Linked DNA regions of Homo sapiens: all the other regions are linked to region 1. The links are chromatin loops, found by intact Hi-C in ENCODE. Cell type or tissue: GM12878. All regions are shown on one strand.

The links. A loop is a pair of places that touch in the nucleus more often than their neighbours do. Peaks named below come from ENCODE experiments on the same cell type or tissue, not always from the same donor. Only the 100,000 strongest peaks of a DNase experiment are listed, where the experiment ranks them.
Region 2: it touches region 1 in a loop (5-fold over the local background); 44 of 110 quality-filtered maps call a loop at or near these places.
Region 3: a loop joins it to region 1, with 5 times the contacts of the local background. A loop is called at or near these places in 2 of 110 quality-filtered maps.
Region 4: a loop joins it to region 1, with 8 times the contacts of the local background. A loop is called at or near these places in 4 of 110 quality-filtered maps.
Region 5: it touches region 1 in a loop (5-fold over the local background); 14 of 110 quality-filtered maps call a loop at or near these places.
Region 6: a loop joins it to region 1, with 7 times the contacts of the local background. A loop is called at or near these places in 23 of 110 quality-filtered maps.

Annotation. Positions count from the first base shown.
Region 1 is chr19:45,337,143-45,341,142 of GRCh38, reverse strand. KLC3 (kinesin light chain 3) reads right to left here and starts at 393. Exons shown (of 13, transcript NM_177417.3): 1 at 297-393. RefSeq lists a silencer at 408-497. In GM12878, a CTCF peak has its summit at 2,310 (motif pointing right); a DNase peak (open chromatin) is centred at 2,312; H3K4me3 peaks cover 610 bases.
Region 2 is chr19:45,250,202-45,254,201 of GRCh38, reverse strand. It overlaps MARK4 (microtubule affinity regulating kinase 4), which reads right to left and starts at 2,931. Exons shown (of 17, transcript NM_001199867.2): 1 at 2,563-2,931. The coding sequence starts at 2,613. RefSeq lists an enhancer at 1,467-2,023 and silencers at 2,497-2,646, 2,877-3,256. In GM12878, no CTCF peak of the experiment used is centred here; no DNase peak of the experiment used is centred here; H3K4me3 peaks cover 3,175 bases; H3K27ac peaks cover 1,093 bases.
Region 3 is chr19:45,135,924-45,139,923 of GRCh38, reverse strand. It overlaps PPP1R37 (protein phosphatase 1 regulatory subunit 37), which reads right to left. Exons shown (of 13, transcript NM_019121.2): 2 at 1,313-1,410. Among named protein-coding and RNA genes, the nearest start is that of NKPD1, 23 kb to the left of the region's middle. RefSeq lists enhancers at 1,464-2,036, 2,215-2,314, 3,921-4,000 and a silencer at 3,586-3,786. In GM12878, a CTCF peak has its summit at 2,453; a DNase peak (open chromatin) is centred at 2,533; H3K4me3 peaks cover 1,317 bases; H3K27ac peaks cover 2,824 bases.
Region 4 is chr19:45,476,942-45,480,941 of GRCh38, reverse strand. It overlaps TRU-TCA1-1 (tRNA-SeC (anticodon TCA) 1-1), which reads left to right and starts at 2,255; the gene lies at 2,255-2,341. In GM12878, CTCF peaks have their summits at 1,799 (motif pointing right) and 2,428; DNase peaks (open chromatin) are centred at 1,891 and 2,351; H3K4me3 peaks cover 1,371 bases; H3K27ac peaks cover 679 bases.
Region 5 is chr19:45,185,837-45,189,836 of GRCh38, reverse strand. It overlaps a transcript of BLOC1S3 not described here. Among named protein-coding and RNA genes, the nearest start is that of BLOC1S3, 9.1 kb to the right of the region's middle. RefSeq lists silencers at 2,211-2,260, 2,772-3,066 and an enhancer at 2,351-2,440. In GM12878, a CTCF peak has its summit at 2,128 (motif pointing right); a DNase peak (open chromatin) is centred at 2,174.
Region 6 is chr19:44,905,962-44,909,961 of GRCh38, reverse strand. It overlaps APOE (apolipoprotein E), which reads right to left. Exons shown (of 4, transcript NM_000041.4): 2 at 3,295-3,360; 3 at 2,010-2,202; 4 at 569-1,429. The coding sequence starts at 3,337. The coding sequence ends at 712. Among named protein-coding and RNA genes, the nearest start is that of APOE, 2.2 kb to the right of the region's middle. RefSeq lists an enhancer at 2,442-3,244. In GM12878, no CTCF peak of the experiment used is centred here; no DNase peak of the experiment used is centred here.

The DNA.
Region 1 (4,000 bases):
GCCGCACCAACTTACCCTGGCCTGCCCAGCCCCGCGCACCAGGCTCACCCGCAGTCACAAGGGCCCCCTCCCTCTCCCTCCCAGGCCCCGCCCCGTCCTCGCTGTTTACCTGCGCTGGGGTGGGGGGCATGGGACCCCAGCCAGGCCTCCAGATCCCGGAGAGCCCCAGGACGGGGCAGGGGGCATCCGGGAGCCCCAAGGCCCTTCCCCGTCTCAGGGCGAGCGGGCCCAGGGTTGCCCCCGCCCCCCATCATCGCGGCTCTCCGAGAGTCCCGCGCCCCACTCCCGGCACCCACCTGACCGCGGGCGGCTCCGGCCCCGCTTCGCCCCACTGCGATCAGTCGCGTCCCGCAGGCCAGGCACGCCCCGCCGCTCCCGCTGCGCCGGGCGTCTGGGACCTCGGGCGGCTCCTCCGAGGGGCGGGGCAGCCGGGAGCCACGCCCCCGCAGGTGAGCCGGCCACGCCCACCGCCCGTGGGAAGTTCAGCCTCGGGGCTCCAGCCCCGCGGGAATGGCAGAACTTCGCACGCGGAACTGGTAACCTCCAGGACACCTCGAATCAGGGTGATTGTAGCGCAGGGGCCTTGGCCAAGCTAAAACTTTGGAAACTTTAGATCCCAGACAGGTGGCTTTCTTGCAGTGCCTGCCCCAGAGCCTTTTCCTTGGTTGTGTGGCCTGCTTCGATCTCTCTTCCCACAGATCTCATCGTCTTTAGGTCTCTTCTCAAAGGCCACCTCCTCCGGCAGGCCTTCCCTGATTGCCCCCTTCTAAATGGCACCCTTCCACCAAAACATTACATACTCCTCTTGATTTTGTTCACAAAACTTTTCAGGGCCTAAAATTACCTTATTTATTTATTGAGAGGGAGTCTCGCTCCGTCACCCAGGCTGGAGTGCAGTAGCGCGATCTCGGCTCACTGCAACCTCCACCTCCCAAGTTCAAGCGATTCTCCCATCTCAGTCTCCCGAGTAGCTGCGACTACAAGTGTCTGCCACCACGCCCGGCTACTTTTTATATTTCTAGTAGAGACGGGGTTTCGCCATGTCGGCCAGGCTGGTCTCAAACTCCTGACCTCAAGTGATCCTCCCGCCTCGGCCTCCCAAAGTTCTGGGATTACAGGAGTGAGCCACCGCCCCCGGCCCCTAAAGTTATTTTATATAACATATATCACATCATTATGTTATGTTATATATTATGTTATTGGCAAGGGAATGTGATATCTAAGAATTGGGCTCAGGGTTCAAATTTGATTCCGGCACTTACTTGCTGTGCAGGCCTTGGGCAAGTAACTTAACCTCTCTGTGCCTCAGTTTCCCTAGTCAATAAAATATAAATAGTCTAAGGCTTTGAGAATTGAATGTTAACTAATACAGGGACAGTACTTTTTTTTTTTTTTTTTTTTTTTTGAGACACAGTCTCGCTGTGTTACCCAGGCTGGAGTACAATGGCGCTATCTTATCTTGGCTCACTGCAACTCCTGGGTTCAAGTCATTCTCCTGTCTCAGCCTCCCGAGTAGCTGGGATTACAGGCGCCCGCCACCATGCCCAGCTAATTTTTCCATTTTTAGTAGAGACGGGGTTTCCCCATGTTAGCCAGGCTGATCTCGAACTCCTGACCTTAGGTGATCTGCCCACCTCGACCTCCCAAAGTGCTGGAATTACAGGCGTGAGCCACCGCGCCTGGCCAGGACAGTACTTTTATCAGGGCCTCGCAAATAGAAAGTACTTAGTAAATACTCGCTACTGACTGTATATTATGGGTTCACTTTTTCTCCTCTACTATATAAGCTCTGAGGGCAGGGCTGTATATTGTCAGCACTGTTATCTTCAGCAAGAGCTTGATGCAAAGTCGGTGCTCAATAAATTGTGACTGAATGAAGGAATCAAGTCCTAGAATAGTAAGCTGGCCAAAGCTGGGAGGACACGATTCTAATATAACTTGAGGACGGCGCAGTGGCTCACACCTGTAATCCCAGCACTTTGGGAGGCCGAGGGGGCTGGATCACTTGAGGTCAGGAGTTCGAGACCAGCCTGGCCAACATGGTGAAACCCTATCTCTACTAAAAATACAAAATTAGCCGGGTGTGGTAGCGCACGCCTGTAATCCCAGCTACTTGGGAGGCTGAGGCAGGCGAATCGCTTGAACCCCAGAGGCAGAGGTTGCAGTGAGCCGAGATCACACCATTACACTCCTGCCTGGGCAACAAGAGCGAAACTCCATCTCAAAAATAAATAAATGCATACATACATACATGGCTCAATGCGCGCGGTACCCCGGTCACTACACTATGAAATGCTTCCAGCAGAGGGCGCTGCTGGTCCGTGGACCAAACTCCAGACTCGGCACAGCTCCGCGCTCCCTCCGAATTGCAGCCAACGTGCCCTCTACTTCCCTGTTGTCTGAGCCCCAGTGCTGATGCTTCCTCCTCCAGGAAGCCCTTTCTTATTTCCCAGGTTTCCAGGCTCTTGGGCTCCCACATCCAGCCCTGCCAACTCTGGGTCATCAGTGTGGGGAGACAGGTCAGTCCCATATTAGACTATGAGCCCCAAGAAGGGAGGAGGCGGCCAGGGGCCATGTCAGTCTCCACTGTGTCCCCAGTGCCACCTAGCACAGGCCCAACGCAGAGAAGGCATTTGGGAGAATAGGTGCTGATTGAATCATGGAAATAAAAATTCAAACTCATATCCTAACTACTCCAGCATTTTTTTTTTTTTAAGACAGTCTTGCTCTGTTGCCCAGGCTGGAGTGCAGTGGCACGATCTTGGCTCATTGTGTAACCTCCGCTTCCCAGGTTCAAGCGATTCTCCCGCCCCAGCCTCCCAAGCAGCTGGGATTACAGGCACCCACCATCATGCCTTGCTAATTTTTATATTTTTGTAGAAATGGAGTTTCCCATGTTGGCCAGGCTGGTCTTGAACTCTTGACCTCAGGTGATCCACCCACTTCGGCCTCCCAGAGTGCTGGGATTATAGGCGTCAGCCACCATGCCCGGCCTACTCTAGCTTTTTTAAAAGACAGGTGTCACTCTGTCACCCAGGCTGGAGTGCAGTGGCAGTCGTAACTCACTGCAGCCTTGATTTCCCGGGTTTAAGCAATGCTCCCTCCTCAGCCTCCCAAGTCCCAGGTAGCTGGGACTACAAATGCACCACCATACCCAGCTACTTTTTGTTGTTTTTTGTAAAGATGGGGGTCTCCCTATATTGCCCAGGCTGGTTTTGAACTCCTGACCTCAAGCGATCCTCCTGCCTTGGCCTCCCAAAGTCCTGGGATTACAGGCATGAGCCACTGTGCCAAGCTCCAGCTATTTCTTTCTTTCTTCCTTTTTTTAATTAAGACAGCATCTCACTGGGAGTGGTGGCTCATGCCTATAATCCCAGCACTTTGGGAGGCCTAGGAGGGCGGATCACCTGAGATCAGGAGGGCGGATCACCTGAGATCAGGAGGGCGAGACCAGCCTGACCAATATGATGAAACCGTGTCTCTACTAAAATTACAAAAATTAGCCGGGCTTGGTGGCATGGGCCTGTAATTCCAGCTTGTCAGGAGGCTAAGACAGGAGAATCACTTGAACCAGGGAGGCGGAGGTTGCAGTGAGCCAAGATGGCGTCATTGCACTCCAGCCTGGGCAACAAGAGCAAAACTCCATCCCCTAAAAAAAAAAAAAAAAAGACAGTGTCTCTGTTGCCCAGGCTGGAGTGCAATGGCATGATCTCGGCTCACTGAAACCTCCATCTCCCGGGTTCAAATGATTCTCCTGCCTCAGCCTCCAGAGTAGCTGGGATTACAGGTGTGCACCATCACGCCCAGGTAATTTTTATATTTTTAGTATAGACAGGGTTTCGCCATGTTGGCCAGGCTGGTCTCGAACTCCTGACCTCAGGTGATCTACCCGCCTCGGCCTTCCAAAGTGCTAGCTCCAGCTATTTCAACAGCACAGGATCGAGGGGCAGCAGAGCCTTCCCCCTGCCCCCCATTTTTTTGGCCTCACGACGCTGGACAT
Region 2 (4,000 bases), 87 kb after region 1:
CCCAACACCCGGGACTGTTGCTAGGGAACCTGGGGAGGCTGGCCCCCTGGTGGGGGGCCCTGGAACTTGGGGTGGGGGAGCATGACCCCACGTGGCTGTAGCCATGGTAACCAGGTAACAGGAGAGGGGGCTGCAACCTCCCATTCCAGAGGCAGGCAAGTGACTCCCCACCAGGACTGACAGGCAGGTCTTAGTGACAAGAGTTGGAGGAGAGAAAAGGGGATTAGCCATCCTCAAATCCGCACCATGCACGCATCTTAACAACCCAGGGAACAGCAAGTCTTCATTAGGCGTTCCACTTAACAGACAAGGAAACCAAGGCTCAGAGAGGTAAGGTTACTTGCCCGAGGTCACACAGCTAGGGAGGGACAGAAACAGGATGTGAACCCAAGTTTATCTGAACAATTAAAGTAGTGCTAATAACCACAACAGCCACGACACATGCCAGGCCCTGTGCACCTTAGTCACATCACGTCGCTGGCTCCTGCAAACATCCCTAACAGTGGGGGGCCATCATCAACCCGATTTAGAGATAAGGAAACTGAGGCTGCAAGCTGGGAGTGAATCTGCAGGCTCACTCAACAACCAATAACAGCCCTGAGCTGAGAATCCACGGGCTGTCTGACTCATACCCACAGCCACAATAGCAGCTGGCATTTGTGGAGTGCTTCCTAGGTGCCAGCCTTCGCCTGAATCGAGTAAGCCTTGGAGGCACTCAAGCGGTCACCCCTATTTTCCAGGGCAGGAAACTGAGGCTCAGAAAGGGAGAACTGGTTGTCTGAGGACACAAGGCAAACCAGCTGGCCATGTCAGCATTGGAACCCAGGACTGTGGAGCCCCTGGCACCTCACTGTAGATTGTAGTGACCAAGGAACAGAGGTGGTAGGCATTTCATTAGACTCCAAATTGGAGTTCTGGCCCATAGTGATGATGCGGGGTGGTCTCTGTGAGGGAGGGATCTGCAAGATGAGGAAGGGACAGATATAAATCTCTCTGATGGTGTGTGTGTGTGGGGGGGTCTGTCGGAGGTGAGGGAAACAGGGGGAAGGGGAACAGGGACCTGGCAGAAGGATTTGGAGAAAGCCACAAAGATCCCAGGTGGGGAGAAGTCTAGGATTGGGTGGTGGGCAGGTCTTTGGAAGTGATCAGTGATCAGAGACACAGGAGATGGGGAGGGGCCTCTCTGGGAAGCAGTGTAGGGGCAGGGGGCGCCTGGGAATGGTGGAAAGTGACAAAGCCATGGGGGCAGTGGAAGTCAGAGGCCAGGAATCCCTGGGTCTTGGGGAAGCTCCTAGGAATCAGAGAAGGGGGCTTCTAGGAGAAGTCCTTGAAACCAGAGAAGGGTCTGGGGGGCCTGGAAGTATGGGGTAGGAACTTCTTGGGCAAGGAGCAGCCCAGATGAATAAAGGCTGAGCCCTGGGGAAGGTCAAGGGGTCTAGAAATTTGGGGAGAAAGCTTCCAGCAGATTGACCCAAGGGAAAAGGGCTTGAAACCAGGGCAAGACGAGAGGCTTCAGGTCCAGGAGTTTTCTGGAAGAAGGATCTGGGGCCAGGCCCTGTAGCTGAGGAAGGCCTCTGAAGCTGAGGAGGGGGCTTCCTTGGAAGGCCAGACTCCCAGCAAGGAAGGGGGAGGCCCTGGGGCAGGAGAAAGGACGGTGGTTTGTGGGGAAGGGGTCTGAGTTTGGCCTAGCAGGGGGTCCAGAGGTTGGGGGTTGGGGAAGGGGCTGCCTGAAGCTGAGAAGTTGATAGAGGGCGGATGAGGCCTGGAGTCAGACTGGTCCAGGGCCTAGAAATACCAGCCTGGGTGAGGTGAGGGCCTAGAAGTTGGAGGCCAAGGCTTCCTGGGAGAGGAAGAGACCAGAAAGGGTCCAGGTGGCATCTGGGGGCCCCGGGGTGCTGGGATCTAGGGACAGGGCTGCTTGGAAGATGGGGACCAGGCCTGGGACGGGAGAGACCTTGAAGAAGCCAGAAAAGGGCCGGGGCCCAGGAGAGGTGGAAACCAGCTTCCTGCCAGGGGCTGCCCACAGGCGCCCTGGGTGCGTCCTGGAGGGGCAGAGGGCTGGGAATAAGAGGAGGGGGGCTCCTGGGGAGCCGGCACCCAGCCCCAGACAGGGAAGGCCGGAGCCAGAGGCAGGACTGGGCCAGGCCCTGCTGAGAGTGCCAGGGCCGGGCCTTGGGGGGTCAGGGGCCCTGCAAATCCGGGAGGGGGCGAGGTGTCGGACGCGGACGGCCTGGAGGGGAAACGGCTTAGCACAGGCAAGAGAAGGGAGGGGCTCCTGGAAGCAGGGGAAGGGGCTTCCTGGAGGGAACAGACCCGAGCGGAAGCGGTCTGCACGGGGACAAGAGAGGGGTCCCGAGAGAGGGGCGCCCCCAGGGGTCGGGCTGGGCTGGAAAAGGTGGGGAGGGTGGAGAGGCCTGGAAGTCCGGGAGGGGTCGAGAGGTGACGAGCCGGGTCGGGCCCAGGAAACGAGGGTAGGGGCTCGCGGGGCGAGGGGTACAACGGGGAGAAGGGTTTGGCGGCTGGACCCAGCCAGGGCTCCCCAAGGGGCCGGGCCCCACTCACCGTGTCCGAGTTCCGATCGTTGCCCGGGGCCAGCACCGTCCGCGAAGACATCTTCTCCGGGTCCCGGGGGGCAGGGGCGGCCGGGTGGGGGGGGCGGGGGTCCCAGGGTCCCCTCTCTTCCCCTCCCCCCCCGCCGGCCTGGGGACGCGAGCTCAAAAGCTGGGCGCCGAGAACGCCCGGGTCCGCGCGGCGGGAGAGGGGGCAGGGCGGGGGAGGGGAAGGGACGCCGAGGGTCCTAGTGGCCCCGTGCAGCGGGGACCCCGGGCGCCATGGGGGCGGCGGGCAGGCGGGCGGGCGGGGGCCGCGGAGGGGGCGCGGAGCCGGCCCAAGCGGCGGCGGAGGGAGGCGGTGGAGGGGCTGGGGAGGGAGGAAGGGACGTCAGGGGGAGGGGCGGGCAGGGCGGGGCGCCGGGACCCCGCCCCCCGCCGCCGGCCCTTAAAGGCGCAGGCCCGGGCTGGTCGGGGCGCCGGGGGCTCCGGGGGCTCCGGGGGCGGAGGCGGGTCTGGGCACGCCGGCGGGGAGCGTGTTCTCGCCCGAGACGAGAGGCGCACTGGAGAGGAGAGAAGGGGAGAGAGAGGCCGGGGCAGAGCGCCAGAGACGCAGAGAGAGAGATCGAGAGACGTAGAGATAGAGAGACACGAAGAGAGAGAGACGAGTTACAAAAGGGTGGAGAGGCGCAAGGAGATGAAGGAAGAGCCAGATGACAGAGAGAGAGAGACGCAGGGAGACAGAGACAGAGAGACCCAGAGACGCAGAGGGACAAAGACTGAGAGAGACCCCACACACACACAGGGAGAGACAAAGAGATACAGAGACGCAGAGATCTGTGAAGAGATAGAGATAAAGGGACTGAGCCAGAGAAGACCCCAGAGGCGCTGCCCACATTGTCCCTCCCCCTGGCCCATTCTCTCCCCAGTTGGCGGGGGGGAGCGGGGGAAGCTCTCCCCTCGGAGGCCTAAGGGTGGGGTGGGTGAAGGGGATGGTGTGCGGGGCTTGGCCACTGCTGAGGGCTCAGTGACCTCCCTAGTCAGGCTGCCTCCACTCAGCCACATAGATCCAGACCCGCAGGTTGGGGCTGCAGCATCCACTCCTTTGCACCCCAGCTGGGGTGTGGGGACCCTCTCTGTCCACCTGTATGACCCGGGGCAAGCACTTGCCCTTTCTGGGCTTCACTTTCCCAGTTTGTAAAGTGAAAGGAAGAATCCGTGTGTTGCTCACTGGCAGGTGCGAAGGAACCCTGTGCAGGTATTCGCCTGCAGGGCACAGCCACTCCCCATGCGGGCAGGCTGAGACCAGAGAGGACAAGAGCCTCTCGGAGGCCACACAGCGCTGTGGGGACCATCCATGCTCTGTGGACCAGGGTGGGATGAAAGAAAGACAGGCATTACATAGTCTTGGCCTGGGAGTCACATGGTTTTGGGAAGGGGTCTGTGCCCTG
Region 3 (4,000 bases), 200 kb after region 1:
GAGGGAGTCTGTGCAAAGGCTGTGAGGCAGGAAATGAGCCTGGGAAGATGGCAAGGCTGGGCACAGGAGGCTTCTTGGTGAAGGCAGGGCCTGGGGCCCAGCACCCAGTCAGAACCCACCGTCCCGCAGATGCCAGCACCCGCGCTCTGAGCTTACACACATCACCTGCAGGGTGGGTGCTGCAGGGCTGGTCTGAACCAGGCCGATGGGGTCCAAGGACCCACCCTCTCAGCTGCCACACTGAGCAGCCACCCTTCCTGGGACCTGACAAGCCCCTCTTCTGGAATGTTCCAGAGAACCTACCCTAACTCCAGTGAACACTGATGGACAAGGAGCGTGGTTGCTTCCAGCACAGCTGAGGGTACAACAGCCCGAGGACAGGCAACCCTGGAACCCTCGGAACGAGCGGTGCTTCACTGACTAGGCGCCAGGCCGGGGCCCACAGGAGAGGTGCCGAGGGAGGGGGCTGGGGGACCGGCAGGGTGGGAGAGCGACCAAATGGAAAACCAGCAGGTACCCCTCAATAGCCACCTTGCCAACGCACAGAAAAGGCCAGGAAATGCCGAGTGGCCAACAACGGGGGTTCCCGAGGAGGGGGCCTTGGGGCAAGAGATAAGAGGTGGATTTGGCTTTTCAGATCTGTAGTATTTTTATTTTTTTAAATCTGAGGATATGTGTTATTTCTGTAATTCTGACTTTTATGAATATGCTGGGCATGGTGGCTCATGCCTGTAATCTCAGCATTTTAGGAGGCTGAGGTGGGCAGATCACCTGAGGTCAGGAGTTTGAGACCAGTCTGGCCAACATGGCGAAACCCCGTCTCTACTAAAAATACAAAAAAAATTAGCTGGGCATGGTGGCGTGCACATGTAATCCCAGCTACTTGGGAGGCTGAGGCAGGAGAATCGCTTGAACCCAGGAGGCAGAGGTTGCAGTGAGCCGAAATGGCGCCACTGTACTCCAGCCTGGGAGACAAAAGCGAGACTCCATCTCAAAAAAAAAAAAAAAAAAAAAAAAAGAATACATAAATTTTGTAATTCAGACTCACAAGAATCGTAGATATGCCTCTTCCCCAGGGAACAGCGTTTCTTTTGGGGCTGACAGATACCTGAATGTCTTACTTTATAGAATTCTGTGCTCTTCAAATTTATGAAGAAACTGATTCATTCTCTAGCTGAGCAGCAGGCTTTCAAAGATGTATTCATGAACACCTGGGGCTGGGGAGTGGGAGGCCCTCTCCTGCTGGGCTGGTTCCACCCTAGGGCCCCCCTTGACACCCACACCGGACGCACCCACCCTGTCCCGCCCATACCTGCAGCTGCCTGAGGAGCTTGGGGATCTGCCTGCAGTTCAGCTTCTGGCAGGCCTGCTTGTAGGCGCCGATGACCTCGTCCACGGTCACATTCTGGGCTGCAGGCACAGGGGACCCAGGCCTGTGACTGTCCACACCCCGAGTCCTTCATGGGGCTCCACCCACTCCCGCCCTAAGGCCTCTGCCCATACTGCCCTCTTCAGCCCTCCCCCAACAACAGGCTGCCTGAGCTCTGTCCTCCCTTTCAGGCCCCCCGCTGGCCACTGCCCGAGGTAAAGTGCCCTTGGGCACCCCCACCCCAAGTCACCACTGCCCTCCACGCCTCACCTCCGCTCCAAGCACCTTCACACAAATACACAATGAACAGCACACAATCTTTCTACACATCAGCCACCTCCCCTACTAGCCCGGGAGCCCAGGAGGACAGGACTGGGGCTGTCTTGGTCACCACCATGTCTCCAACACTGTCTCGGTGTTTTGTTTGTTTTTGAGACAGGGTCTCACTCTGTTGCTCAGGCTGAAGTAAAGTGGTGAGAACATGGCTCACTGCAGCCTTGACCTCCCAGGCTCAAGCATCCTCCCGAGCAGCAGAGACCAAACGCTTGCACTGTCACGCCCAGATCATTTTTATTTCTGGTGGAGATGGGGTGTCACTATGTTGCCCAGGCTGGTCTCGAACTCCTGGGCTTCAGCAATCCTTCTGCCTCAGCCTCCCAAAGTGCTGGGATTACAGGTATGAGCCACTGTACTTGGTCCTTGGTTTGTTTTTTTTTTTTTTGTATTTTTGTATTTTTGGGTGAAAGAATGAATCCTCACTTCAACCCTATGAGGAAACCAAGCTCAGAGAAACAACCTTGCCCAAGATCACACACCTGGTATATATGCGAGCCGGGCTTTGAACTCAGCTCTCAACTACAATGCCACGTGCCTCTCAGGATCCCCACTCCCAAAACACTCTCAACAGCTAAACATCGCCGTACGCTATTCAGGGCCCGGCCCCTTGACGCAGGACACAGAAGCAGTTGGAAGAGACAGGCCTGGTCCCGGGTGTTCCCAGGCTAACAGGCAGTGGCTCCCAGCATGAATGAAGGGACGTAGCCCAAACCCAACAGCTGCAGCCCCGGTCCCTGGAGGGCCACAGCCGCCACCATGCGGAAGGGAGGGCTGGGCTTTCTATCTACACAGATTTGCCTTTTCTGGACATTTCATTAAAATGGAATTGAAACTGTGTGGCCTTCTGCGGTTGGCTTCTCTTACTGAGCATAATGAGCGTGAGTTTCAGTCCCTTTATACTGCTGAAGAGTAATTATAGGATGTGCTGCGTTGTGTTTGCCCATTCACCAGCTGACAGGAATTTGTACTGTTTCCAGTTTTTGGCTATTAGAGCTTGGATTTTACCTCAGGGTGACCAGCGGAGCAGGAAGGAAAGGCTAGGAGCAGAAGAGGGAGAGGTCAGGACTGGCCGTTAGAAAGATCTTCGGGCCAGCAGATATTGGGCATGGAGATGCCACAATGGGCAGGGAAGGGGGCCAGGAAGAGGGCTTGCTGGCAGCTTCTTGGGGGGGGGGCCCCTCGCCCTGCTGCCAATCCGCTGCTGCTGGACGCAGTGGGAGTCCCTGAGAGAGCTCCCAGTCCAGTAATATCTCCGTGTGGACTCCTCCTCCTGCCACCCTGCTAGGCCAGGGGCTCTGGACCCCTGGTCTCATCAAGCACTGCCCCATTTTCTAGGGGAAGAAGCTGAGGTCTGGGTAAAGTATGGTGTCTCCCTGGGACCAGGTGGCTGGTCCAGAGCAGAGTCTAACATCAGACCCTGGGACTCCGCTCTGGCCACTGTGCTGGGTGGCGGTGGGTTGCTGAACTGCGGTGCTGGAGGAAAGAAGCCGACAGAGGCCAGCCGCCAGCCTCCCCAGAGGTCAGGCCTGGTCCCTGCCTGAGCACTTCCTCCTCCTTGGGGGTGGAGGCCTGGGAGGAGCTGCAGGGGATCAGCTGATGGCAGGTGCCCCTCTTGCAGACAGAAAGGGAGCTGTCTGACAAAGGCCCATGTGCTTGGTGACCCTGGAGCTCTAGTGGGGACCGGAGCTTGCCCTGCCTGGGAAGGCAGCCCCCAGGACTGCAGCAGCTACCCCAAGCCATGGACAAGCCCATGCATGCCCTGGTCTTAACCATTTGACCCCCAAAGGGCCCACGAACTTGAGGGGAGACACTTATCTCTTTATTTTCATGAATGGAACTGAAATTTAGCATTTCCTTCTTATTAACAGAGGCCAAAAGAGAGAGAGAAAAGAAACAGTGTTTAGCAGACCTTGAGACTGACATGAAAAGAAACGACAGATATTTTCCCATTGCATCAAGTTACTGCAGATTCTGAATGCCCATCACTACTCTGAGACTGAAGGCCTTATTACAGCTGCTGCTACATCCTATCGCTTCACATGTCAATTCAGTGAGGAAGAGCATTTAGCTAATGATATTCCAACTGGCATCCTTTGCAATCCTATTTAATGTTTCGCCTTAAAAATCATCATTCCAGGCCAGGCATGGTGGCTCATGCCTGTAATCCCAGCACTTTGGAAGGCTGAGGTGGACGGATCACTTGAGGTCAGGATTTCAAGACCAGCCGGGGCAACACGGCGAAACTCAGCCTCTACTAAAAATACAAAAATTAGCTGGGTGTGGTGGCACGCTCCT
Region 4 (4,000 bases), 140 kb before region 1:
GAGGATCACTTGAGCTTGGGAGGTCGAGGCTGCAGTGAGCCGTTTTTGCGCCACTGCATTCCAGCCTGGGTGACAAAGTAAGATCCTGTCTGGAAGAAGAATGAAAAAAAGACAGTGATGATATTCTTTTATTCATTCCACAAACATTTACTGAACATCTGCTATGTTCTCAAGCACTTTTTAGGCACTAGAGATACAGCAATGATCAAAAATAAAGTGCATAGTTTCATGGTGCTGATATTCTACAGAAGCAGACAGACGGTAAGCAAATAGACACAGAAAATGGCAGGTGGTGATCAGAGTGGTGGGGAAATGTCTAGCAGGGTAAGGGGATAGAGTGACAGAGCTCGCTTTTTAAAAATTTTTATTTTATTTATTATTATTATTACTTTTATTTGGAGATGGAGTTTTGCTCTTTTCACCAAGGCTGGAGTACAATGGCACCATCTCAGCTCACTGCAACCTCTGCCTCCCCGGTTCAAGCGGTTCTCCTGCCTCAAACTCCCGAGTAGCTGGGATTACAGGCGTGAGCCACTATGCCTGACTAATTTTTGTATCATTCGTGGAGACGGGGTTTCACCATGTTGGCCAGGCTGGCCTCGAACTCCTGACCTCAGGTGATCCACCCGCCTCGGCCTCCCAAAGTTCTGGGATTACAGGCCCTGAGCCACCGATCCCAGCCACTAGCTATTTTATTTATTTATTATTTATTGAGACGGAGCCTCGCTCTGTCCCCCAGGCTGGAGTGCAGTGGAGCAATCTCAGCTCACTGCAAGCTCCGCCTCCCGGGTTCACTCCATTCTCCTGCCTCAGGCTCCCGAGTAGCTGGGACTACAGGCGCCCGCCACCACGCCCAGCTAATGTTTTGTATTTTTAGTAGAGACAAGGTTTCACCGTGTTAGCCAGGATGGTCTCCATCTCCTGATCTCGTGATCCACCCGCTTTGGCATCCCAAAGTGCTGGGGTTACAGGCGTGAGCTACCGCGCCCGGCCGCCACTCGCTATTTTAAACTGGGATCAGGGAAGGCCCCACTGAGTGCTGGTCACTCAGTGAGTTTTTGGTATTGACATTTGATCAGATGACAGAGTGAAGGGAGGCGATGAGCCATGGGAACATGTGAAGAGGAGATCCAGGCTAGGGGATCGGCAAGCACAAAGTCCCTGTGGTGGTAGCATGATCCATGTGTGCAGCAAGACATCTGTGTGCCTAAATCCAATAATATCCAAGGGAAGAGGAGTATGTGAGACAGGGTCAGAGGGACCAAAGGGGCTGGATTACAGGGATTTGTAAAGCAGGGTGAGTACTTTGACTTTTACTCTGAAATGGAAGTCATGGGAGAGTTTCATGCAGGAGAATGGTATTGTCAAAGAATCACTGACTTAGAATATTGAATAATTTTTCGTGATGAGTACACCTAAAAGCCCAGATTTCACCACGATGCAATCAACATATGCATGTAGAAATCGGCACCTGTACCTCCTAAATATGTAAAAATTTAAGAAAAAAGAATCACCTTTTTTGTAATAAAAATTGTAACACAAGTTCGATTTCCCTAAGTGGATGGGCTGTTTTAACCGGAATATGGTACTATCCGTTTCTGAGTCTGTCTCAGTTTCTCCAACCATAAAACGCAAGTGCAGAAATTGGTTATGTCTAGTGTTTAAACTCAATCGGGACAGGATGTCTGTCGTCACCAGCACCGAGACAGTTCCTGGGACTCAGTAGACGCTCAATAAACGTTTGAATGAACGCGGAGCTCCATCGGCCTACGCAATTCCATAAAAGAACAGCAGGTGTCGCACCAGCCCTATAGCCGCCTGCTCAGAGCCTTTGGGGCCAGGGTGAATCAGACTCTAACAGGAACCCACTCACCACTCCTCCGCAGAAAGAGAATTCGGAATTTTCCGAGAAGGCGCTTCTGAATGCCGAATCATGAATCTCTCCTCTTAAAAAGCTGACTTTTCATTTTGGAAAAAGGGGGTCCTGGGCCCTTTAACAGCTTGCCAGGTGCTCAAACGCTGCTTCCCAGAATGCGTGGCGCTATGTAAATGAGACGGTTTGGGGAGCGAGGATGATTCATACTATATGAAGTGAAGGCAACGTTTTACAAGGACATCTCTCACGATAAATGAGTGGGGAGAACTTATAGCCCTTGAAGTCAACCATCTCACACCTTTCCAAAGGACGCGACCATAACTCTAAAAGGTAAGCTTTTGCGATCCTTATATAGCTGCGCGGGAATAAGGTTGTCCTGCCCGGATGATCCTCAGTGGTCTGGGGTGCAGGCTTCAAACCTGTAGCTGTCTAGCGACAGAGTGGTTCAATTCCACCTTTCGGGCGGTAGTAACTAAGCGCCTTAAATCTTACTTATCGAACCGGACTTCTTTTGCTTGTTGCCCGGGAGGCGCTCCTCCAGCCTGCACCTGGAGAGGTCGCTGCGGCCTTCCGCATCGCAAACTCATTCTCTGTCACTCCGATCTCTGATTGTCGTTACTTATTTCCCCCTCCGGAGTATAAAAACCCACTCCAAAAGACGGAGAAAAAGTCATCTACCCAGTTCTGGGATATTGGCAGTTTGGAAATTATCCTAGATCTCTCCCCTTCAATTGCTTACTCATTCAGTCGTTTGCTCACTCATTTATTTAATCACGCATGCCGTGATTAATCAGTCAAATACTTGCCCATTTGTTCATCTGTCATTCACTCATCAAACAAGCATTTGCTGAGGACGCAGCGGTGGGTGACAGCCCTGGCCTTGGTCTCCTGGTGCAGTCAGCCCAGTGGGGGAGACAAACATTAAGCCATCATGTAATTACACACTTAATTAACAACTACAAAGGGGATAACGGCTGCAAAGGGAATAGAAAAGTGAGGCCCTCTCATAAGGAGAGCTGAGCTGGTCGGGTGTCATGGGAACATTAGGGCAGACCCTTGAAGGATGGGGGTGAATATTATGGGATATCGAGGGTTCAGGCTGACCCCAATAAAGATGATGGGGGTAATGATAATTGCACCGTCACTCTGCACTTACTGCTGGCATGCACAAGCCTTGCAACTCCTCTTAACAGCCCCCATTCTACAGATGAGGAAATGGAGGCTCAGGGAGATGAAGTCTGTTGTCCAAGGCAACCCAGCCTTTTTTCTTTTTTCTCTCTCTTTCTTTCTTTCTTTCTTTCTTTTTTTTTTTTTTTTTTTTTTAATTTTACTTTAAAAACTGCTCCTTGTAGAGCAGGGTTAACTCATAGGCAGTGTCTTTTTTTTTTTTTCCTTTTTTTTTTTTTTTTTGAGACAGGGTCTTACTCTGTCACCGAAAGTGGAGTGCAGCGGTACGATCATAGCTCACTGCAGCCTCAAACTTCCAGGCTCAAGCAATCCTCCCACCTCAGCCTCCTGAGTAGCTGGGACCATAGGTGCGTGCCACCACTCCCAGCCTCACTCAGACCACTTGACCCATGCTATTTATTACTGCCCTGTATTTTCCTTCCCAAGCCGGCTGCTCACCAAGCCCAACTGTCCTGCCTCCCGAGTGTCTCCTGAATCCTTCCCCTCCTCTCTGTCCCATGTCCCTGGCCCTGTTCTGGACTCCTCCTCACCCCACCCTGCAGGGTCCCCACCCCACTTCCTCCCTGGTCTCCTGCTCAGTCTCACTCCTCTCCCTTCCAGTCACGCTCAGTCTGGGGCCAGAGGGGTCTTTCCTAAATCACAAACCTGCCCCTGCCCCTCTCGTGTTCAAAACCTGCAATAGCTCCCCAGTGCCCTGAAGAAAAGATCTAAACTCCTTAGCCTGGGAATGTCATTATAGTACCTGCAGAATCTGGTCTCTACTAACCCCTCTCTCCACACCCGTGGTTCCAGTCTCCACGAATCTCTGAGTTTTCTCTTTTTTTTCTTTCTTTTTTTTTTTTTTTTGAGACAGAGTCTCGCTGTGTTGCCCAGGCTGGAGTGCAGTGGCACAATCTCAGCTCACTGCAATGTCCACTTTCCAGGTTCAAGCGATTC
Region 5 (4,000 bases), 150 kb after region 1:
GAATAATAACACAGAACTTCCCAAATCTACAGAAGGATATCGGTATTCAAATGTAAGAAGGTTATAGAACACCAAGCAGATTTAACCCAAAGAAGACTACCTGCCGGGCGTGGTGGCTCACGCCTGTAATCCCAACACTTTGGGCGGGCGGATCACCTGAGATCGGGAGTTTGAGACCAGCCTGGCCAACATGGAGAAACCCCATCTCTACTAAAAAATACCAAAAAAAAAAAAAAAAAAGCCAGGCTTGGTGGCACATGCCTATAATCTCAGCTATTCGGGAGGCTTAGGCAGGAGAATCACTTGAACCTGGGAGGTAGAGGTTGTGGTGAGGTGAGATCGCACCATTACACTCCAGCCTGGGCAACAAGAGCGAAACTCCGTCTCAAAAAAAGAAAAAAAAAAAAAAGAAGACTACCTCAAGTCCTTTAATAATCAAACTCCCAAAGGTCAAGGATAAAGAAAGAATCCTAAAAGCAGCAAGACAGAAGTAACAAATAACATTCAATGGCGCTCTGGCTGGGTGCAGTGGCACATACTTGTAATCCCAGCACTTTGGGAGGCCAAGGTGTGTGGATCACTTGAGGTCAGGAGTTTGAGACGAGGCTGGCCAACATGGTGAAACCTTATCTCTATTAAAAATATAAAAATTAGCCAGTGGGGTTGGGGAGGTGGCAGAGGAGGGGATGGATGGTTAATGGGTACAAAAATAATAATTAGAAAGAACAGCCGGGCACAGTGACTCATGCCTGTAATCCCAGCACTTTGGGAGCCCAAGGCGGGAGGATCACCTGAGGTCAGGAGTTTGAGACTAGCCAGGCCAACATGGTGAAACCCCATCTCTACTACAAATACAAAAATTAGCTGGGCAGAGGCAGAGGTTGCAGTGAGCAGAGATCACGCCACTGCACCCCAGCCTGGGCAACAGAGCAAGACTCTGCCTCAAAATAGTAATAATAATAATAGGCTGGGAGTGTTGGCTCATGCCTGTAATCCCAGCACCTTGGGAGGCCAAGGTGGGTGGATCACCTGAGGTCAGGAGTTCGAGACCAGTCTGACCAACGTGGTGAAACCCCGTCTCTACTAAATATAAAAAATTAGCCAGGCATGGGGGCGCGTGCCTGTAATCCCAGCTACTTGGGAGGCTGAGGCAGGAGAATTGCTTGAACAAGGGAGTCACAGGTTGCAATGAGCCAAGAATGCACCATTGCACTCCAGCCTGGGCAACAAGAGTGAAACTCTGTCTCAAATAATAATAATAATAATAATAATAATAATAATAATAATTAGAAAGAATGAATAAGATCTACTATTTGACAGCACATCCGGGTGACTAGTTGTACATTTTAAAGTAACTAAAAGAAGCCGGGCGCTGTGGCTCACACCTGTAATCCCAGCACTTTGGGAGGCTGAGATGGGGGACTGCTTGAGGCCAAGAGTTCTGTACAAGCCTGGTCAACATGGCAGAGACTATCTCTATTAAAAAGAAAAAAAATAACGAAAAGGGTGTAATTGACCAGTTGCGGTGGCTCATGCCTATAATCCCAGCACTCTGGGAGGCTGAGGCAGGCAGATCACCTGAGGTTGGGAGTTCGAGACCAGCCTGGCCAACATGGTGAAACCTTGACTCTACTAAAAATACAAAAATTAGTCGGACATAGTGGCATACACTTGTAATCCCAGCTACTCGGGAGGCCGAGGCAGGAGAATTGCTTGAACCCAGGAGGCAGAGGTTGCAGTGAGCTGAGATCACGCTGCTGCACTCCAGCCTGGGCGACAGAGTGAGGCTCTCTCTCAAAAAAAAATGTGTAATTGGATTGTAACATAGAGTAAATGCTTGAGGGAGTGGATACCCCATTTTCTATGTTGTAATTGTTACATATTGCATGCCTGTATCAAAACATCTCATAATGTACCCCATAAATATATACATCTACTATGTACCCACAAAAAATTAAAAAATTAAAAAAAAATAAAGTGCACGGGAGGGTATGCATAGGTTATGTGCACATACTAGGCCATTTTGTATTAGGGTCTGGGGCATCAGTGGGGGTCCTGGAAGGAATCCCCCACAGGTACCCAAGTGAGGACTTTACCTTTGTATATTACGCGAGTTTTCCAACAGAGGGCAGTAAAGAGTTGGAGGAAGAGGTGCCAGGTGGGCTAGGACTCTGTTTCACTCTGGCGACATTCTCACAGTCGAGCAGCTTCCTCAAGCGTCCCTGCGCATACAGCATGCCACATTGTTCACTGGGCGAGAGGGAACAGGCTGTGTCACCCCAACAGTCCCAAGGAGACCAGATGGGGCCAGGTGAAGGGTGATCACAAAGGGCCCTGGGTCAGTGTGCGATGCCTGCAGCTTGGCGGGGCTCCCCAAGCAGGTGTGGGGACATACCCAGCATCTCAATCTCTAGGCCCTGCAGCTCTGCCTTAATGGCCCCAAAGATCTCCAAGCCTCCAGCGAAGTTGGCCACAATGACTCCTGTGGTCCTGCTGTGAAGCCGCTCTGGAAAGAGAGGTGTTGGGGAGTCAGGCCCTTAACCGAGGTCGCCCCCAATCGTGTCCCCTCCCTAGCCCCTGGCCCTGTCCCTCCCATGGCCCCAGCCCCCATCCCTGTCCCAGTTCCATTCTAGATTCTGCTCTTGGCTGGACATCAGCTCCAGCCCCTGACCCTGACCCTGACCCCTGCCCCAGTCCCTATCCTGGAATTCTCCCAGCCTGGTCCTCCTGGCCTCCACCCATCTCCTTTGCCTCCTGCTCCAACTAGCTCAGGTTTCTACTGATGAGGATGATGTTCAGACCTCTCCAGTGGAGCTGCAGGGGATTCATTCATTAAGTCAACAAATAGTGACTGCCTGCTGACTGCCTGTTATACAATGTTGCTATAGGCACTGCCCATACAGAGCTGAGTGCCAGAGAAAAACAAAATTGCAAAGGCTCTGTCTGGCAGCTTAGAGGACAGCCCAGAGTCCAGTATTACTCAGTGAAGTGGCCAGTTGTCTATGAGCTCAGCGAGATGGACCCAGGACCAGATCATAGGGCCTCCAATGTCCCAGTAAAGACTGTGGTGTTGAGGCTGGGTGTGGTGGCTCATGCCTGTAACCCTAGCACTTTTTTTTTGTTGTTGTTGTTGAGACGGAGTCTCACTCTATCGCCCAGGCCGGAGTGCAGTTGCATGATCTCTGCTCACTGCAACCTCCACGTCCCAGGTTCAAGTGATCATTCTGCCTCAGCCTCCTGAGTAGCTGGGATTACAGGTGCGTGCCACCACACTGGACTAATTTTTGTATTTTTAGTAGAGACACGGTTTCACCGTGTTGGCCAGGCTGGTTTCGAACTACTGACCTCAGGTGATCTGCCTGCCTCAGCCTCCCAAAGTACTGGGATTACAGGCTGGGCATGGTGGCTCACTTTAGGAGGCCGAGGTAGGAGGATTGCTTGAGCCCAGGAGTTCAAGACCAGCCTGAGCAACGTAGTGAGATCCCATCTCTAAAATAATAATAATAATAATATACGATTTGGCTTTTATTCTCAGTGACAACAGAAGTCCAATAATTCAAGTGTTTGCCACTTCCTTCATTCATATCTTCATTCAAAATGTGTTTACTGTGCACCTGCTCTTTGCTAGTGGTGCTGGGGACACAGAGTGACCAGGACAGACCCAGTCTCACCCCCTCCCATGCACCCTCCACTCAGTAGCCAGAGGTTTCTTTTTTTTTATTTTGAGACAGAGTCTTGCTGTGTTGCCCAGGCTGGAGTGCAGTGGCGCAATCTTGGCTCACTGCAATGTTCGCCTCCCAGGTTTAAGTGATTCTCCCGCCTCAGCCTCCTGAGTAGCTGGAATTACAGGTGCACACCACCACGCCCAGAATGATTTTTGTATTGTCAGTAGAGACGGGGGTTTCACCATGTTGGCCAGGCTGGTTTCGAACTTCTGACCTCAGGTGATCCATCTGCCTTGGCCTCCAAAGGCCTGGGATTACAGGCATGAGCCACCGCA
Region 6 (4,000 bases), 430 kb after region 1:
ATCCTAGTGGTATGCGCCTGTAGTCTCAGCTACTGGAAAGGCTGAGGCGGGAGGATCACTTATCACTTGAGTCCAGGAGGTGGAGGCTGCAGTGAGCTGTGATGGCGGGTGACAGGGTGAGACCTTTCCCTGCCCCCTAAAAAAGAAAGAGGGGCAGAGGCCGGGCATGGTGGCTCAGGCCTGTAATCTCAGCACTTTGGGAGGCCGGCGGGTGGATCACTTGGTCAGGAGTTTGAGACCTGCCTGGCCAACATGGTGAAAGCTCGTCTCTACTAAAAATACAAAAATTAGCCGGGTGTGGTGGTGTGAGCCTGTAATCCCAGCTACTGAGGCAGCAGAATCGCTTGAACCCAAGAGGCAGAGGTTGCAGTGAGCCAAGATCGTGCCACTGCACTCTAGCCTGGGTGACAGAGCCAGACTCCGTCTAAAAAAAAAAAAAAGGGCAGAGAGAAAGATACACACAGACACAGATGGAGAGGAGGGGGCTGAGAATTGTGTGGCCAGTATGTGGGCAGAAAGAGAAACTGAGGCTGGGGCTTAGAGGAAATCACAGGGGGAGGCCAGCAGATGCGTGAAACTTGGTGAATCTTTATTAAACTAGGGTCCACCCCAGGAGGACGGCTGGGGCGGGGACAGGGTCTCCCGCTGCAGGCTGCGCGGAGGCAGGAGGCACGGGGTGGCGTGGGGTCGCATGGCTGCAGGCTTCGGCGTTCAGTGATTGTCGCTGGGCACAGGGGCGGCGCTGGTGCCCACGGCAGCCTGCACCTTCTCCACCAGCCCGGCCCACTGGCGCTGCATGTCTTCCACCAGGGGCTCGAACCAGCTCTTGAGGCGGGCCTGGAAGGCCTCGGCCTGCAGGCGTATCTGCTGGGCCTGCTCCTCCAGCTTGGCGCGCACCTCCGCCACCTGCTCCTTCACCTCGTCCAGGCGGTCGCGGGTCCGGCTGCCCATCTCCTCCATCCGCGCGCGCAGCCGCTCGCCCCAGGCCTGGGCCCGCTCCTGTAGCGGCTGGCCGGCCAGGGAGCCCACAGTGGCGGCCCGCACGCGGCCCTGTTCCACCAGGGGCCCCAGGCGCTCGCGGATGGCGCTGAGGCCGCGCTCGGCGCCCTCGCGGGCCCCGGCCTGGTACACTGCCAGGCGCTTCTGCAGGTCATCGGCATCGCGGAGGAGCCGCTTACGCAGCTTGCGCAGGTGGGAGGCGAGGCGCACCCGCAGCTCCTCGGTGCTCTGGCCGAGCATGGCCTGCACCTCGCCGCGGTACTGCACCAGGCGGCCGCACACGTCCTCCATGTCCGCGCCCAGCCGGGCCTGCGCCGCCTGCAGCTCCTTGGACAGCCGTGCCCGCGTCTCCTCCGCCACCGGGGTCAGTTGTTCCTCCAGTTCCGATTTGTAGGCCTTCAACTCCTTCATGGTCTCGTCCATCAGCGCCCTGCGGCCGAGAGGGCGGGAGGGTGTCGCACAGTGGGAGGCGGGGAGAAGGGCTGGGATGGGGCGGGCGAGATGGGGATGAGCCAGAGAGACCCAAGAGGGAGAGAAGGAACGGGGCAGAGGCCGAGAGAAGGAGACAGAGACAGATGCAGAGAGCAGATGCAGAGGGCAGAGGCAGAGACGAAGAAGGAGCTAGGAGGCCGGGCAAGGTGGCTCATGCCTCTAATCCCAGCACTTTGGGAGGCCGAGGCGGGAGGATCGCTTGAGCCCAGAAGTTCAAGACCAGCCTGGGCAACACAGTGAGACCCCATCTCTCTGTCTCTATATAAAAGAGCTAGGGAAGGACAGAGACAGAGCCAGGACGAGTGTGAGAGACTGAGTCAGAAGGGAAGAGAGAGAGACAAAGCTGAGAGAGAGAATTCCAGAGAGCTAAAGCCAGGAGTCAGAAATGGGAAGAGGAAGCTAGAACCAGCAGAGACCCAGGCCCCCCAAGACTTAGCGACAGGGGCAGAATGAAACCTGGACCTGGGGAGGTATAGCCGCCCACCAGGAGGGTCAAGGGCCAGGATGGGGACACTCACCTCAGTTCCTGGGTGACCTGGGAGCTGAGCAGCTCCTCCTGCACCTGCTCAGACAGTGTCTGCACCCAGCGCAGGTAATCCCAAAAGCGACCCAGTGCCAGTTCCCAGCGCTGGCCGCTCTGCCACTCGGTCTGCTGGCGCAGCTCGGGCTCCGGCTCTGTCTCCACCGCTTGCTCCACCTTGGCCTGGCATCCTGTGTGGAACAAGTTCAAGGTGGGTCAGGGTCCTTCTGACCCCGTCCAGGCATCTAGTACCTAGGGGCACACAGAAGGTGCTCCACAAATGCTTCTTTGGAGCCATGGTGGGCAGGGTGAGGGGGGAGTCGGTTTAATCACTTGGAAAGCATTATGTATTTATAAACAGGGTCTTGCTCTGTCACCCAGGCTGGAGTGCAGCGGCCTGAACATGGTTCACTGCAACCTTGACCTTCTGGGCTCAAGCGATCCTCCTGCCTCAGCCTCCTGAGTAGCTGAGAGCACAGGTGTGTGGCACCATGCCTGGCTAATTTTTGTATTTTTAGTAGAGACAGGGTCTCACTATGTTGCCCAGGCTGGTGTTGAACTCCTGGGCTCAAGTGATCCTCCCACCTTGGCCTCCCAAAGTGCTGGGATTACAGGGGTGAGCCACCGCGCCCAGCGGAAAAGCATGTATTGAGTGTCCTTGTGTGCCCCAGGCAGGGCTGTGTGGGGGTGATGGAGAATAAAGATCACAGCTGCCCCGTGTCTGGTATTCACTATCTGCCTGCAATGCATTAGAAACCTCTAACTCCCAGCCAGGTGCGGTGGCTCACGCCTGTAATCCCAGCACTTTGGGAGATCGAAACGGGCAGATCACCTGAGGTCAGGAGTTCCAGACCAGCCTGGCCAACATGGTGAAACCCCGTCTCTACTGAAAATACAAAAAAGTTAGTCGGGTGTGGTGGCATGTGCCTGTAGTCCCAGCTACTTGGGAGGCTGAGGCAGGAGAATGGCGTGGACCTGGGAGGCGGAGCTTGCAGTGAGCCGAGATCCCGCCACTGCACTCCAGCCTGGGCGACAGAGCGAGACTTCATCTCAAAAAAACAAAACAACAACAACAAACAACAACAACAAAACAACTTCTAACTCCTATCTCAAGGATGGGGGAAACCGAGGCCCAGAGAGCGTCAAATCGCTGTTCAGAGCCAGGAAGCAGCACAGAAGCCTCAGAAGAGGGGGCCCAGGGTCTGCCTGAATGGGGCCAGGAGGTTGAGGTGAGGATGAGAGGGGGAGGAGCGGGGGGAACCGAGCAAGCCCCGCCCCCATACCTGCCAGGAATGTGACCAGCAACGCAGCCCACAGAACCTTCATCTTCCTGCCTGTGATTGGCCAGTCTGGGGAAGGAGAAACTGTCAATCAACCGCCAGTGAGGACTCCTCCCACCCCCAGCCCGGCCCCAACCCGGCCTCACCCCAGGTTAGCCTTCCAAGCCTTGTTGCATTATCTGCAACAGCCTAATCCCAGCACATTTACCAAGCCGCCCCCAACCCATTCCCTATTTAACTCCCTCCTGGTCTTCTCTTATCTCCCCATCCCCAGGTCGGCCTCCATAGAAAATTCCATCTTCCTCTCCCGGGGTTCAAATTCCATCCCCCCACCCCCTCCCCACCGCCGGTTCCATCTCAGTCCCAGTCTCGCATTCCTCATTCTCCCTTCACATTCTAAGCTCCAACCTCACAGTTAAGCGCCGTGTTCCATTTATGAGCTAATTCAGTCCTCATTTTAAAGTTCTCCAATCGACGGCTAGCTACCGTGTCGCTGCCCCTGGCTCCCCAGTTATGGAGATCTGAGGACACTGGGGACACCCAGTAGGTGCTCGATAAATGATAGTGACAACTCGTGGAGTCCTGCTATGGCTTACATCCCAGTCCAGCTGCTCTCCCCACCCCACCTTCTAGCGGGTCGGGTCGTCTCTGCTGCCCAGCCCTTCCCAGGTCCAGTCCCCTGCTGCTTGCCTCACCCCCGCTCCTCCTC